2 separate regions of the Homo sapiens genome follow, and region 2 is linked to region 1. A link is a loop called in an ENCODE intact Hi-C map of the cell type or tissue named here. Cell type or tissue: Caco-2. All regions are shown on one strand. Each heading gives the region's core, and the rest is flanking DNA. Links, peaks and the distances in the headings are about the cores only.

Region 1 (7,552 bases), core at 1,691-5,690:
AAATAATAAAATACAAGCTTTTTAGAAGTGATGGTTTCCAAACTTCATTCTTTTTCTTTTGCTTGTCAAGATTTAAGTATACAACACTATCTCTAAAAAAAAAAAAAAAAAAAAAAAAAAAAAATTGCAAACCGGGGCTCCAGGCACATAAGATCCTTTGCAGTGTGCCACTAGATAGCCAACAATAGGTGCTAGGCTTACAAGAAGATGAGTTGGGTTAGAGGGTGGACTGAGAAAGTGTAAAAATATACAACTGTGATGAACCAGCTAGTGGTGGGTTTTGGAGTCACTAGCTTTATTTTTACATTTAATCCATATTAGATTGTCAACTTTCAGAGTGGCCAGTATTCAACCTTTTGTATGTAGGATTAGCGGTGATAAGCGAGTGTCCAGAAAAAGAGGCTTAGAGGAAATTTATAATCAAACCATGACACAATAGGAAGTGGTTGAGTTTAGACAGCAACCAGGTGGTGATAAGTTAACCAACACTACCACGTTTCCTTCTCATCTCAATAAAATATAGATTCCCCAGGAGAACTCTGGACAAATACATATACACATATATATATACACGCATATATAAACATACACACATACACACACTTTAGAAGACATATACATATATATTTGTCTTCTGAAGACATATATGTTTCTAGATACATATATTCATGTTTCTACTTTAGAAGACATACATATTTGTAGACATATATATTTAGAAGGCATATATAGATATATAAAATATAGAAGACATACATATTTGTAGACATATATATTTAGAAGGCATATATAGATATATAAAATATATATATATGTAGATATATATATATGTCTTCTAAAGTAGAAACATGAATAGAAAGGAGGCCTAAAGACAACAAAAGCCAAAATTGACAAATGGTATCTAATTAAACTAAAGAGCTTCTGCACAGCAAAAGAAACTATCACCAGAGTGAACAGGCAACCTACAGAATGGGAGAAAATTTTTGCAATCTATCCATCTGACAAAGGGCTAATATCCAGAATCTACAAATAACTTAAAAAATGTTACAAGGAAAAAAACAACTTCATCAAAAAGTGGGCAAAGGATATGAACAGACACTTCTCAAAAGAAGACATTTATGCAGCCAACAAACATATGACAAAAAGCTCATCATCACTGGTCATTAGAGAAATGCAAATAAAAACCACAATGAGATACCATCTCATGCCCGTTAGAATGGCGATCATTAAAAAGTCAGGAAACAAAAGATGCTGGAGAGGATGCGGAGAAATAGGAATGCTTTTACACTGTTGGTGGGAGTGTAAATTAGTTCAACCATTGTGGAAGACAGTGTGGCAATTCCTCAAGGATCTAGAACTAGAAATACCATTTGACCCAGCAATCCCATCACTGGGTATATACCCAAAGGATTATAAATCATTCTGCTATAAAGACACATGCACACGTATGTTTACTGTGGCACTGTTAACAATAGCAAAGACTTGGAACCAACCCAAATGCCCATCAACAATAGATTGGATAAAGAAAATGTGGCACATATACATCATGGAATACTATGCAGCCATAAAAAAGAATGAGTTCATGTCCTTTGCAGGGACATGGATGAAGCTGGAAACCATCATTCTCAGCAAACTAACACAGGAACAGAAAACCAAACATTGCATATTCTCACTCATAACTGGGAGTTGAACAATGAGAACACATGGACACTGGGAGTGGAACATCACACACCGGGGCCTGTCAGTGGGGTGTGGGGCTAAGGGAAGGATAGCATTAAGAGAAATATCTTATGTAGATGACAGGTTGATGGGTGCAGCAAACCACAATCACACGTGTATGCCTATGTAACAAACCTGCATGTTCTGCACATGTATCCCAGAACTTAAAGTATAATTAAAAAAAAAATACAAAAATGTGTATTAGCATATTAAAGGTTTTGAAGGAAAAAAAAGGAGGCCTACAGAAATTTCACAGTAGTTTAAGACTACTCTTTTGACTTTGGTAAATTAATTAACTCTTCATCTCAGTTTTCCCCATCTGCAAGGGAAGAATAATAACAGCAGCAACACCATAGGGTTATCTGGGTATTAGCCCATTTTCACAGTTATAAAGAATACCTGAGACTGGGTAATTCATGAAGGAAAGAGGTTTAATTGACTCACAGTTCAACATGGCTGGGGAGGCCTCAGGAAACTTACAATCATGGCAGAAGGGGAGGGAGAAGCAAGGCATGTCTTACATGGTGGCAGGAGAGAGAGAGAGTGCATAGGGGAAATTGCCACTTCTAAAACCATCAGATCTGGTAAGAACTCCCTGACTATCACAAGAACAGCATGGGGAAACCGCTCCCATAATCCAATCACCTCCCACCAGGTTCCTCCCATAACATAAGGGATTACAATTAAAGGTGAGATTTGGGTGGAGCCACAGAGTCAAATCATACCAACATATTAGATAATTATACGAACATAGCTTGGCATTAGACAATCATACAATAAGTGTTAGCTATTTTTTTATTAATGTAATATCCATCCAATAGATATAAAAATCTGGCTGGAACTGAAAAAAAAATGCACTATGAGTTTCTACCAAGAAATTATGGGATTGGGGCAGGGAGCGGGAATGATATGCCCAAAGTACTTGAATTTCGAGTTAAATGTCATTCACATACACTTTTATGACTGGAAAGGATGTAACCTCACCTGAATTGTATTTTCTTTATAGACTCCGTTACTATAAAAAGACACCCCTTAAATTTCTACCAAATTACACATCTAGGACTCCTTAGAATGTATGTTTATTTTTAATTTGAAGGTGCCCTTGGGTGTTCCCATGTTCACAGGCAAAGCTAAAGACTTCAAAAGTGTTCAAGGATTGATTGGCTGGTTCAGTGTTGAAATGTAATTTGCATCCCATACCTTCCTAAACTCCCATGAACTGGAACTCAGAAACATTTCCCTGTGAAAGTAGCTCTCAGAAGTAGCTGTTTGTTTATTCATTTACTCAGGACCAAATACTAAGCAGACACCCACAAAAGTAGCTAATTTAGGAATCTCAGGAAACACATTTTCTAAGGTTGCATCTGTCATATTAATTTTATATTGCTTGACATAAAATCTTTCAGTTTTCCTTTAGTAATCTAGGATCTTATATGAAATCTCTCTGGCCTTATAAATTCATGAATCCTGAATAAAATGAGTAAGCAAAATTTAAACAAATCCTGTTTTCCTAGGTGCTTGGACCCTCGTAAATAAAGTCTAAAACATTTTAAATTACTCTATCCTAGTGTGTCTTTCTTTTCTGTTTTTCTTCCATTAGGAAGAATTTGTTGTGAGACCAGGTGAAGAAATTCAAGAAGCTTAAGAAATGGCCCCAAATTTCAAAGATTTTATAATTTCACAAGAAAACAAATAATAGCCATATAATAATTATAACAGAAAATGATTAAGTGTCAAATGGATGTCAAAGGAGTTCATAGAAGACCCTTCCTAGGGGTTAATTTGGTCCCTGGAGGAAAAAAGCATTACCTTCAGTGACTCCTCAAGTCCTGGAAGAATGAGTGAATTTGCAAAAGGCAGAGAGCATTTGGGAGATTATTCAAAATGGAGAGAACGAGAGAAATAAGAACTACATATTCAGACAGTCAAGAAATAACAGGATAAGATGGAATTGAACACAACATTTCCAGACATTTAGATATAGGGATTAAAAGCATTTTTTTACATATTAAATATATAGCAGAACACAAAAGCAAGAAAGGAAATCTCCAAATGCTAGAACATAGAGCCAACATGACAATGTATCTGGAACTAAGGGAGATTACAGGTCTCAAAGTCTGGGATTTTCATGGCTATTCAAGGCCAGAAGCTGGCCAGGAAAATATGTTTATAGAAGGAATAAGAACTGGGCTTCCTGTGCAGAATCAGAACCCTAGAAAGCACTGCACTAACCTTGAAGGAACCAGATCATCTCTGCCTGCATACCCAAGATAACTGCTGGAAATGAGCCAATAGCCCCACCATGTGGGTAAAATAGGAGTCTTCTAGAGATATAAGAACCCCAAGACTGAACAACAGGTGGGAGTAGGAATAGACTCAGAATTCCAGGCTGAAAAACTAACACAAAAAATAATTCAGAATCAGTGTGTCTTGAAGGTGCTGACAGGAACACCAGTGGAAACCACCCCAGGTGGTTATCCGGATCTCTAGAAAAGATACTTCCTTCTGAAGTAAACTCGTAAGCAAAATAAAACAGAATTTTAAAAAATAGGACACTTAGCATCATGAAAGACAGCTTACAGGACATGAGGAACCAACAAGAATAGAACAACATGAAAGAGAGCTGACAATAAGTATGTTTACAGTATTTAAAATATAAAGGAAGAAATGGCATCTGTAAAATAAAAACAGCAAGTTATGAAACAGGCTCTTAAAAGTCAAGTGTAAGTACAGTCATTAAATCTCTTTAGAAATCTAAGCAAATGGATTATACAAGACAAATCATGCTTGAAGATGAGTTAGAAGATGGAACAGAACATCTCTGTGACATGGAGGACAAAAATAAAGGAATGGAGGATATAAAACAGAAGTTAGGAATCATAAATGCTCTAGTATCTGCCTCAGAGAAATTCCAAAGACATAAATAAACAAACAGCAAATAAGCAATATGCTAAGATATAATGGTACAGACTTTTCCAAAAATCCGAAGGTACAAATCCTCTGATAGAAAGCATTCACCAAAGGCTAAGAAGAATAAATAGAAATATGAGGGGAAAAGGTTTAAATAAAGCAAAAAAAAATCTGTGAAAGATTAGTGTGTAATGTGGTTGAGAAAGTCAGTTGGGTCAGATTACAGAGGCTCTGGAAATCAGGCTAAGGAGTTTTGACTGTATCTTGTAGGAAGTGAACACCATGAACAAATGTGTAGTGGAGTTGCTGCAAAAAAAAAAAAATGTAATGCTGTAGGACATTTGAAACAGGAATAATGCAGTGGTGTTTTCCATGAAAGAAAGAATTTTTATCTAAATTATCGTTTTATATCTTTACTATACTTCATGTTTCATATTTTGTTTTAAATAGTCAAAAAGTATTTCCAAATACTCTGAAATGTTACTTTTAAGTATTATATTTATAAAGGCTGTGAAATTCTAAAGGTGTTAAAAAACAAAAAAATCAAAAATAATATAGACAAAAATCTTAAGGAGCCGTATAGTCTATATTCATAGACCAAAGCTTTTCAAATGAATAAAGCAGATAAAAAACCATTATTTTAATGATTTCCAGAAAGGAGGACACTCATTTCTTGTTTAACAACATGGTAGAGGGTCAAGTGCAGAGCCAAAGTCTGAGGAGATAGAGCTGATGAGCCAGTCCGTTTCCTGAAGGCAATTGCTGATTATCCAGTAGGGAGATAAACTAAATATCAATTAACACAAGACTGCGGGCAATGTGCTGTCAGAGGGGTACACATTCTTCATGACAGGAGCCCCAGAGGAGGACTTCTAACTAAACTACTGGAAGCTGGGGAGTCTTCTAAGATGTCATTATGCTGAAGCTGCAGCTGAGAAGTTGGATTCACTAAACCAAAGGCCTTCTATACCTTCAGCGCACTGCAGGCATGAGTTGTTGTTTATGGCTGAGGCACAAGGAACAAAAGGGGACATCCTGAAAAGGGGGCTGGAGAAAGGTAAGGGAAGGCCAAATCATGAAATGCTTTCTTGGGGCCATTCTTTAGAGTATAACTTTCTACAATTGGTGATAGGAAGTCAAAAATGCCCCAGAAGCCAACATCAGATTTGGATTTGTGTTCGAGAATGATCACTTTGGGAACCATGCGGAGGGTGGATGACAAAGGGACGAGATCAGAGGCAGCGAGACAGACCCCCAGGGAAGAAAAATACAACGATCCAAGCAGGAAATGATGAAAGCCTCAGCCTAAGGCTTTTTAACATTGGAGATGGAAAGGAAACTTTTTGTTTTTGTGGTGCAGAATTTTTTCTCCAATGAAATCTTATGTGAAACATTACAATATAAAACCAGTAACCGCAGAGCTGATGGAGGGAGAGGTGGAAGACGTGAGTCACTCTGCTCTGCACCAGCTCCTGGCATCCTGCAGCAGCCCCTGAGACCCCCCTAAGAAACACAGTTTGACAACCCCTGGACCAAAGAGATATATTTAAGATGTAGAATCAATGCTTCCACCCATTTTATTTAATAAACTCTTGTGGTGTCTAATAATCTGTAGTGTCAAGCTGTTCTTCGCTATCTAAAGTAAATCTCTGCCAAGAGTTCATAAGAAGGCTTGTCTTATTTCTTTGGATGTCAAACAAATATTGCACTCGATAAATCTCTCAGTGTGTCTCTAGCCTCTGCAAGCATACATCAAAACCCAGTTAATTATAGACTTGTGGAAGCTGACCTTCTGACCCTCCATTTCTTGAATCCATCTGGGTGCGATGACTCTGGATCCAGACTGCACGAGCAATTCAACTTTTTAAACTCTCACCTAATCTTATTATACATTCTCTCCTTTGGGAGACTCATTCACCTACATGTTTTCAACCTCTGCCTATAACTGGGTGATGATGTCCAAATATCAATAGCTAGGCCTGACTCTATTTTGCACTCCTGACTTGCAGTTCCTAGTGGACATGTTTTTGGGGTTTTTGTTGTTGCTGTTGTTGTGGTTTTGTTTTGGTTTGTTTTGTTTTCGAGACAGAGCCTCGCTCTGTCGCCCAGGCTGGAGTGCAGCGGCATGATCTCAGCTCACTGCAACCTCCGCCTCCTGGGTTCAAGTGATTCTCCTGCCTCAGCCTCCCAAGTAGCTGGGACTACATGCATATGCCACCACGCCTGGCTAATTTTTTAATTTTAATACAGACGGGGTTTTACTGTGTTAGCCAGGATAGTCTAGATCTCCTGACCTCATGATCCGCCTGCCTTGGCCTCCTAAAGTGCTGGGATTACAGGCATGAAGCCACCGCGACCGGCCGTGGACATGTTTAATTAGGCTTCGCAGATAGCAGTGCTGGTCAAGATGAGCCTTATCTCTACCCTACACCTACTCTCTGCCAGTTTTGCTCACTGAGTATGCTGCCACCAGTGAGTACCCAGCAATCACCCTATGCCACTCCTCTCTCACCCCCACCAAATTGCCTCAGTCTCTGTGGCCTGATGTTTCTGCCATCTTAAAACCACTCAAAGCTGATGGTCTCCTCTCCTGCCTCCTGTGGCTTCCATCTAGCTACCTGAAATTACCATGGCAGAGACTGCAGTGCTCAGCAAGCACCCATCTGCTTCCCCCCCACCCCGTCTTCCAGCCTCCTGTGGTTAGGCAAAGCTACGGAATTGGCTGTGACTACAAAAAGAAATGGCATGTGTTACTTCCATTGTGAAGCATAAAGGAGCCACTGCAAACCCTTGCAGTTGTCTCTCCCCTGATGTGGTGACTAAAAAGGTCGTGTGTTGGAGATAGTGCAGTCAAAAGATGGCAGAGTCTGGTCCATGAGTGACACTGTGGAACAGACCCACCCCACCTCCCGCTGTCTTCTGTAGG
Region 2 (4,000 bases), core at 1-4,000, 260 kb before region 1:
TATATCTATTGGGATTGCATCTATTTTATTTGCTTACCACTGAATCCCTAAATGTCTAGGACAATGACTAATGCATAATGGGCGCTCCCAATGTTAATTAAATGAATGAATGAATAATTCCTTACCGTAATTCTGTGGGCTATTCTGAAGTTTTCTGGGGTAGCATGAGAAGAGATTATTTTTCCAGGACATTTCTGCATATACACCAGTAAGCACTGCCATAGATGCAGCTGCATGATGTGCAGCTGCAATGGGCTGATGAAGGGCGAAACCTGACATTGAGATGACATTTCCAAACATCTGGGTCACTTCTCATCTCACACTTTTCCCCAACCAAGAACTGAATGGTACTAATCAAAGACAGATCCCTAGAAGATAGGCCTGGAGAGAAAGTAGTTTAGGTCTGTAGAGCATAAAAAGATATCTCCTGTTAAGAAACTGAACTCCCTGACAGTGCCTGGAAGTTTGGATCTCCATTAATGTCTATCAAGTGAGTGAATGAATAAGTGAACAGTCAGCAAGACATTACTGAGTGCCTACTCTGTGCTAACAGTGTATCATGAGTGTGGATACAAAATGAAATGAGATTCAGGCCAGGTCTTTTCCTTAAGAAGTTTGTAGCCTACTCTGAAGTCAGAACATAGAAGGCTATGGGCACTTTCAATGCTGGGTACCCACCCCTGACTGGGGTTACTGGAGAAGGCTTTGAAAGACATGACCGCAGGCCTGAGTCTGGAGCATAGGAAAGAGTTATCTGGTAAAAGAGAGGACTCCTCTAGGCATAGGTAGCTGTCTGGGCAAAGTCCAGAACCTTGGTTAAGATCTTGAAAGCAGCTGCCAAGGATGGGAGCAAAACTGCTGGGGGTGAAAGCAGAGAGCTTAATCAAAGTGGTCGTCACAGAGGGGATTGGAGAAAAATTGGGGTCAATAGTGATTTAAAAAAAAATCTTTATGGACTGGACTGGAGAGGCTTGGTTTGCTTTCGAAGAACCAGGATGCTTAATGAATTACTCTAGCATTGTATCAAATAATTACAATATAGCTATCTCTGTATTAGAGCTCTTAATTGGCTCCAGATGTCTCTCACCAGTGATACCGGCTGCCATCATTTTGCCCATTTGAGGTAGAAGTTACCCCAAAGAGGATACCAAGCTGAAGTGTTTCTTAGTCCTTTTTCTTGAATTATCTTATAGAATGGCTATGACCAAAAGAATCCCCCCAGCCACCCAGCTGAAACCTCAGTGAGGCTGATTTCTCCTACTGCTGAAGCCATTAGCACCCAGTGTTGAGAACACCCCAGCTCCCAGAAGATACATTTTCAGGGTCTCCTACGTGACAGTGGCCCAGGGCCACATCATTTTATGCAGAGTCCTGTCTACCATGTGGGTGGCATAGTCAGGCCTCAATCTCTACACACTGTGGCAGCCCTCAGCACTCCGGTGCCAGAGGACGGCAGATTTGGAACTGGGGCTGATTTCAGCTCGAGCTCATGTTTTCCTTTTTAAGCTTTTCCAGTGAAAGAGCAGATTTCTATCCCATTGCAGGCTGTTAAAACGTCAGAGACTAATAAGTTTTCAACAATCTGTCAGTGCAGATCTCCAGCAACAACCTGGCACTGCTTTCAAATCAGGGCCTCATCGTCCAGCCCAACCTCAGCCAGTCAAAATAAGAGACACACCAGCAAAAGAAAAAAAAGAAAAAAGATAATCACCTCGAGCTGAGCAGAAAATCTACACAAATCCATTGTTGCCAACAATCAACAGCAAATCTGTGGGCTACGTAACCTGAGGTGACCCTTCCAGAAGAGCCATCCCTTATAAACCTCTAATTAGGTATGGTTAGGAGTGACTTGAAAGATATTAATGCTATTGCTATTGGAAAATGAGCTTACCAGCTTTTAACAGCTTTGTTTTCTTCTTCAGTCAAAGAACAGAATGTTAGCTCAATGGCGTATGCTTTCTATTAGAGCAGTGCCAGCAGCAGCGGTCTCCAGAGAGTCTCTCAGCATTTTATTACATACCCCTATTTTTAAATGTTTAAAAACTACTTATTATGAACCAAAACTTGGAAAACCTGCTTTCAGCCCAAGAGTAATTTTTATTTTTATTTTTTTAGTTATTAAGCAAACTTCCAAAATGCAGAACTGTGTTTTCTGTCATTTTATCCCTAGACAGTAGAGGGCAATAGAAAGGCTATATGGCTAAGATCTCCTCGTATCCCTGCAGGGAGATCCTGAGGTCAGATGGCGTGGTGCAGGCTCAGAGTCATTGCGTCTTACGTTGCACTCTCCAAGTCATGCAGCATTGTCTCCATGGGTCGTGGTTAGTCCTGATTCCCATAGCACACATCGAAATGCACATTGAAGACAGCCTCTTTCATTGTGCAAAACGACTATAGCCTCTGCACAAGCTCCATTTTAGAAAAACCTGTACCTGTGAAGGCTTATGGCATGGAGTACAGTGCGATCTCTGGTGCACCCAGTTATAGGAACTGACTAGGCATCTCAGTTCAAGGTACTTTGGGAATAATTGTGGTATGTGCTCTGGGAATTTTCCTGTAGCAGACTCAAATACATATGCCACAAATCTTGATACACAGTTCAAAAATGTCAGAAGTTTGCAATGCTATTTCATCTTTTACTTATTGTCTCAGAATCCCAAGGGTTTACACCTAGCCACACTTTGTTTTCAAAAAGATAGCTGTGAAGGCAAACAACTAAAGCCAAACACATTTCACTTATATACAGTCATTTTTAAAAGGTGAAGTCCATAGACACTTTGTGTTGGAGAAAACAGGAGGCAATATAGAACAAAAAAGAAAAGAAAACAGATTGGTGGACATAATGGAAAGAACTGAGTATATCGGGGTTCAAATCCCAAACCTATTCCTCAACAGCTGTGTGATCTTAGTCAGAGTTGACTTTTCCTTTCAAAACTCATTGTAGAGTACAGGGAGTAACAATGCTCACTCCTCTACAGAAATGTAATATATGAGAAACCATCTTATATACCCTAAAACCATAATGGGGCCTGCTGTGTATCTGGTTTTGCGGAAGGAAGAAGGTAGAAGCAGAATAGGGTCATTTGGTGGTAGTGTGTACAAGATACAAAGCACAGTTCTACCATGTAAATCATGGGGTTTTATGAGGGGAAGATTTTGCTCCTCCCATGATGGAGAGCCCTGGTCCTTCAGAGGTTAGCCTGCAGGACCAGAGGTCTACAGAGCAGAGGTCATTGGGGCAGGATGGAGGCAGTGACTCTGTCTGATGTGCCCTTATCCTTGGCATTGAGGAAGCGGGAAGAACCAACCTAGATTTGGGAAAAAGGGGTCCCTTCTAGGTGATCAGCCAAACTGGCTACATCCTGATGGGTTGTGGAAAACTTTCTGAATAATGTATTCTGATTAAGTAGGGGAGAGAGAAACTAGTATTAAACAAGTCTTCAGTGAAGGTTGGAGGTGCAAGATAAGCTGGGAGGGTGTTTGCTCTAAGAATGAGAAACTGTTGATGCAAAACTCTAAAGGCAATTGAGGAAATGAAGGAAATGAAGAATGGCTAGAAGGGAATGGGATTCAGATAACCAGGAGAACTGGAGAGTGGAGAGACGCAAGGCTGGGGAAGTTGGCAGGGGCCAGATCAGGAAGGGCCCTGCAGGACTCCATTTAGTGATTGGGCACAAGCCTAGATGCTGCAGGCCGTGGATCTGGAAGAAGGCCCCGCAGCTCACAGGCCATCTGTTCAAGGCAATAGAGAGATCCCAAAAGGGTTTAGGAAGTTTCTGTAACATGAGTACCACACGCAGCAGCCACGTTTGCTGACCAATGTCGCTCCTCACCACACTGAACAGGACCCTTAGGTGGAAAAAGGGTTCTGCTAAGTGGGGTACCACCTTGTTAGTGAGTGTCTAATGACATACTCCCAATTATGTCTAACACTTTTAGTTGTGTCAATCAGCCAAGTTGGAAAATGCCACCAGAGGCCCTCCTCACTCTGACTCCCTTC

Evidence for each region. Hi-C counts contacts between places; a loop is a spot of excess contacts. Peaks named below come from ENCODE experiments on the same cell type or tissue, not always from the same donor. Only the 100,000 strongest peaks of a DNase experiment are listed, where the experiment ranks them.
Region 2: it touches region 1 in a loop (16-fold over the local background); 2 of 110 quality-filtered maps call a loop at or near these places.

What each region holds. Positions count from the first base shown.
Region 1 is chr6:135,672,537-135,680,088 of GRCh38, reverse strand. The region is part of intron 4 of AHI1-DT (AHI1 divergent transcript); the gene reads right to left. Among named protein-coding and RNA genes, the nearest start is that of LINC02524, 42 kb to the right of the region's middle. In Caco-2, for the core only: a CTCF peak has its summit at 4,002; no DNase peak of the experiment used is centred there.
Region 2 is chr6:135,936,989-135,940,988 of GRCh38, reverse strand. The region is part of intron 1 of PDE7B (phosphodiesterase 7B); the gene reads right to left. Among named protein-coding and RNA genes, the nearest start is that of PDE7B, 87 kb to the right of the region's middle. In Caco-2, for the core only: a CTCF peak has its summit at 2,161 (motif pointing right); no DNase peak of the experiment used is centred there.